Regions from separate parts of the Homo sapiens genome. Here region 2 is linked to region 1. Evidence: chromatin loops called from intact Hi-C (ENCODE). Cell type or tissue: left lung. All regions are shown on one strand.

Region 1 (2,500 bases):
TGGGAATGCCATTTGGGAATGTGCTGGTGACAGTTGGTGACAATTCCAACTCACTCAGCTCTGGGAATGCAATAGGAAAATTAAGGTGGGTATCAGGGGCTCAGCTAACACTGTTCTAACCTTCATAGAGAGTAAGCAATCCCTCCCTATAGAATCTACCTCATGCCAATGGGAATCTCTTACCTTCCTTTATCAGTGCCTGAAATTCCACCCCTATAATCTGGGTCTGCTAACTCCAAGAACCAGTGTGTTTCTCATTATATTAAATTCATCTCCTAGTAGAGGTGACGTACAAGGTCACTATCTCCTCCAGCCCCTTAGATCTGCTTAGCCATTGTGGGATGGTGAACTAGGAGGAGTAGGGGAGTCATCCAGTGGGGATACTCGGTGGTGATGGAAAGAAAGGTGAGAAAGTTCCAGGGATAAACTTTGCTAACCTGACAAGTGCTCTGGCTGCCAAATGGAGCAGCGCGTGCTAATGAGAGAGATTTCCTAACGCAGAATTAAAATAGGCCAGTCCATTCAGAGGAAGTGACCTGTAATCAACTTTAGAGGCCAGGCAGTGTTGCATGACTCCAATCCCAATTAGGGAGGCTGAGACAACTCCTGCTGGGATGTCAACCCTCCAGCTCATGAATAAGATGGCCCAGAGCCATTTTCCATTTCCTTTCTCCTGGGCCAAGATTCAATCTCTGGAGAAGACAGTGAAGGAGGACTTCCCTTGATGATGATTCCCTGGAGAAATGGAAGGATGGAGAAAGCAAAAAATTCCAACTGTCCCAGGAAAAATATTAGGAAGTGAGGCTGGCCTTCTCTACTTTGGAGTTCTCCATGCCTGACCATTTGGGCTCCTACAACTCTCCCTTCCTCTCTTCTCTGTGAGTTAGTCACTTAATCTTTCTGATCTTACATTTTCCCATTTGTAAAATGGTGATAATAACCCTGCCCCCTTTGGGGATTGAGTGTCTGTGAAGCTCCCATTCATCTTCTCCTTTGTGTCCCTATTGTCTTTGATTTATTCCTCTGTAGAGTAGTGTTTGGTAATTTAGTTGCTTACCGGTCTTATTCCTATCTGGAGATAGTGAACTTCTTGGGTTTTTCAGTGACTGTAACATATTTGTCTTTTTATGCTCAGCAGCCAGCGCAGTGCTCGCTTCTTGAAGTGGTTCAGTGAATGTTGAGTTAGTGGATGAAAACATGCATCAACAAATGAGTAAGCAAATGAATGCCTGAAGGACTGTGCACCTCTGAGTGTCACTGAGGGTTACAGTATATGTCTGTGTCCCAAGGTGTCAGCCCTTCTGCAAGAGATGATTGGAGAGGGCTTTCATTCATCCCAAGGAGCATAGTCTGTCTAGGGCAGGGGTGGGGCCCTTTCTCCTAGGAGGAACGCTTTGAGAGGCACGAACACGGAGCTGGATCAGAGGAGTACGTGCCCCTGCTGTCAGCGTGGGGGTGACTGGCCCATGGAATAGAACTTATCTCCAATGTATGCCATGAGCCCTACCTAGGAATCCCTTCCTTAGGGGTGGTCCCTACCTCCATGTAGATGGACCTGTGTAGGAATAGCGTTGCCTGGTAGTGGGTGAATAAATCTGCTTAAGCATGGGGCTCAGTTAATAGGCTCATGTCTCATCAGGCTTGGGATTTAGCAGAGAGTTTGGAGCCTAGCACACTGGATTTTCACCTCAAGGAAGATGCTGCCGCATACTATGTAGGTGGATTTTTTTCCCCAAAGCAACTGTGGCGGAGGCAAAGATTGGTCTATAAGTGCATGAAGACGGCATAATTGGTGACCACATTTCACTCCTCTGTAGTAATATTATACATCCATACCCCTTCCATAGCCTCATGGTGGGAACAATAATTGTCTTTGCCCCTTGACATTGAGCTTGGCCATATGACTTGCTTTGGCCAAGGGGATGTTGGCAGATGTGACAAAAGCAGGAGCTTGAATTTGCTTGTGTGATTGGGTTCGTGTTCTTGTGCTTCTGCCATCACCACAAAAATACCATATTTCAGGTTGCCATTGCATCTTCATGTCAGACACCAAAATGAGACATCTGCAGTGAAGCTATGCCAAGCAATCTGCAGACATATGAACGAGAAATAAATGTTTCTAGCTGCATGTCACTGAGATATCAACGGAGTTTGTTATGTAGCAAAAGCTGATTGATACAAGGCAAAATGAGTTTTTTAAATTTCAGGCTTTTTGACACTGACAGTTGAGGAAATTATTTACTGCCTTTAAATTTGCAAGGCAGCAGTTACTAAAGCTTAATATACATATAGCCTGTGATCTAGAAATGTCTATGGGGGGGACATTCAGCTTATGTCCCCCCCATAGACATGTATAAAAATATTCATAGCAGCTTCGGCCATAATACTTAACCTGGAAATAACTCAGATGTCCTCCAGTACAGCACAGAAGGCCAAGGAGGGAATGGGAGTGAGAAAGTAGAGGCAGGAAGTTGTTGCGGATGCAAAAAGAGATGAAAGA
Region 2 (2,500 bases), 470 kb after region 1:
CTCCTGACCTCAGGTGATCCACCCACCTGGGCCTCCCATAGTGCTGGGATTCAATTTTTTTTTTTTTTTTTTCAAAAGAAGGGTAAGTGCTTGCTGTTCCCATCCCTGAAACATTGCATGTATTTAAGAAAAACAAAATGTTAGTGGCATATTTGCTTCTAATGTTCCCCTAACCCTACATGCATGTTTTATGTGCACTCATATGAGTATCTTTAAATATAATCCCTTTACATCTGTGTTCTATGCAAAGTCTCTCATTTCTTTCAAGACAGCCTAATGAAGGCCATCATCTCTGTAAACCACTTGTCACTACAAAAATACAATTACTCACCAAAAAGCTTTAAAAAATAAAGCTGTGTCTTTAGGGAGACCCAATAAAGAATGCAATCCATGCCATAAGCAGGAGTTGATACACCACCTTATTAGCTAAAAATATATATAACACAATATGAGTAATGTTTAAGATCTGTTTTAAATTTAAAACAATGAATTGAATGCTCTAAGAGGCTCCTACAGGCGCTCCAGGCCACTCTCAGAGACTCCCAGGAGTTGTTGAACTATATTTGGAGAAAACAGCCACTGAATATTATCATTTCTCCTTTAAAGAGAGTTTGTAAGGGGGGAACATGCATTTTATCAGACAATTTATCCAAAGCATTGCAGAACATGAGTGCTGATGAGGGCACCTCTTGTGCTGAGTCCCCTCAGCTATCAGTGTTCTTCTCAAGGACACATTTGGAAGGTTTTAACATTGAAAGTGAGCGGAGGACTTGGGGGCAGAGCAGCACAAAGAAACAGCCTTACACTGGGCACATGGAGGAGACGTCCACCCTGCAGCCAGGACTGGGGTTCACGTCACTGCCAGAGCTACACTCGCCTTCTGCTTCCACGGTCCTGTTAATTCTAGATCAGAGAGCAAGAAAAAAGTACAGAACATATCCTCTACGGTTATTTCCTGCTTTCTAATTAAAAAAATAATAACCATGGCAAGAGAGAAAGAAAGAGAAAGTACTCAGAGGCTGACACTGACATTTCACTTCCTCGCTCTCCTAAGTTTAATTACAACAGCACGTGCAGCCACGTCAGCCAAATGACTTCATTTCTGATGTGAAAACGCTTAGGCCATGATGTCGTTCATTTTCTGTAATTGCTGCCTTTTCTCATTCTGTTAATAGTCCCGGCAACCAGATTTCAGTGGGGCATGACGTGAATGTGTATATGGTGATTCAAATGCAAAATTTGTTTATGGGGCTTTTAATCGAACGCGTGTGTGCCTGAACATTCTTGCTCAAGTTGATGAATCATGGGGTGGAATAAAGGCTGAGTTTAGTTTTTCACTTTAGCAAAGGGGCAATGGGGTGCCTACTATGTGCGAGACATTGGGAGGGGCTTCTGAATTATTCTGGATATCGTCATTTTGCAGTGTGCATAATTTTGCCAACCGTTGCTTTCGTAGCCCCTGCTAAGTGTTGACTTTTTAAAATATAAGTTTATTGTAAAAGTGACATGAAAATTACAACAGATATTCCAGACCAAAATAATACAACAATCCCAGCATCTGATTGAGTCAGTGTTTGCTGTTTCCCCTGCACTTTCCTAGTTCTTAAGCATTTGCGTATGTAAACATTCATATTTGCAATAAAAAAGTGAGCTTTTATATTCTAAATTTTTACTTAACTTAATTCAATGCTTTCTACTCATTTTTCTATACTTTTTTTTTTGAGGCAGAGTCTCATTCTGTTGCCCAGGCTGGAGTGCAGTGGCGTGATCTTGGCTCACTACAACCTCCACCTTCCAGGCTTAAGCGATTCTCATGCCTCATCCTCCCAAGTAGGTGGGATTACAGGTGCCCACCACCAAGCCCTGCAAATTTTTTTGTATTTTTAGTAGAGACAGTGTTTTGCCATGTTGGCCAGGCTGGTCTCGAACTCCTGACATCAGGTGATCCACCTGCCTCGGCCTCCCAAAGTGCTGGGATTACAGGTGTGAGCCACCACGCCCTGCCTACTCTTTGTTTTCTTTCCTCCCCACCCATTTTCCCCCGTCCTGTCCCCTCCTTCCAGCCTGAGATGTAGGCTCCACCTTAACTGTGCTCAGATACACAAGTGAGGGCTTTTTAACTTGATTATGCCTTTTAAAAATACTATGTATGTAAAATATTTATTCATCTGCAATTTGGCTTCCCTAACTTAACATTGCATCATGAAACTCTTTGGAACAACAGCTATCTAGATAGCTGACTCATTCTTTTGGATTGCTACGTAATCTCACTTAATACAGATGTATCATGATTGATTGAATCATTGCCTTGTTGATGGGCCTTCAGATTATTTCCAGTTTTTTGCCACTGCAAACAATAAACATCCTTGTACATACTACATTGCAGTCTGGTACTTCTGTTTCTGTGGAATAGATTCACACGTGCAAAATTTCTGGAACAAAGCCTGTGTGTAATTTAAATTTTACCAGCCATGACCGGGCTATGCTCGCACATAGCTGG

What was found. A loop is a pair of places that touch in the nucleus more often than their neighbours do. Peaks named below come from ENCODE experiments on the same cell type or tissue, not always from the same donor. Only the 100,000 strongest peaks of a DNase experiment are listed, where the experiment ranks them.
Region 2: a loop joins it to region 1, with 7 times the contacts of the local background. A loop is called at or near these places in 13 of 110 quality-filtered maps.

The regions. Positions count from the first base shown.
Region 1 is chr20:4,256,468-4,258,967 of GRCh38, forward strand. No RefSeq gene overlaps it. Among named protein-coding and RNA genes, the nearest start is that of ADRA1D, 8.4 kb to the left of the region's middle. In left lung, no CTCF peak of the experiment used is centred here; no DNase peak of the experiment used is centred here.
Region 2 is chr20:4,726,083-4,728,582 of GRCh38, forward strand. PRND (prion like protein doppel) reads left to right here. Exons shown (of 2, transcript NM_012409.4): 2 at 1-2,378. Among named protein-coding and RNA genes, the nearest start is that of PRND, 5.4 kb to the left of the region's middle. RefSeq lists an enhancer at 971-1,060. In left lung, no CTCF peak of the experiment used is centred here; no DNase peak of the experiment used is centred here; H3K4me3 peaks cover 520 bases; H3K27ac peaks cover 850 bases.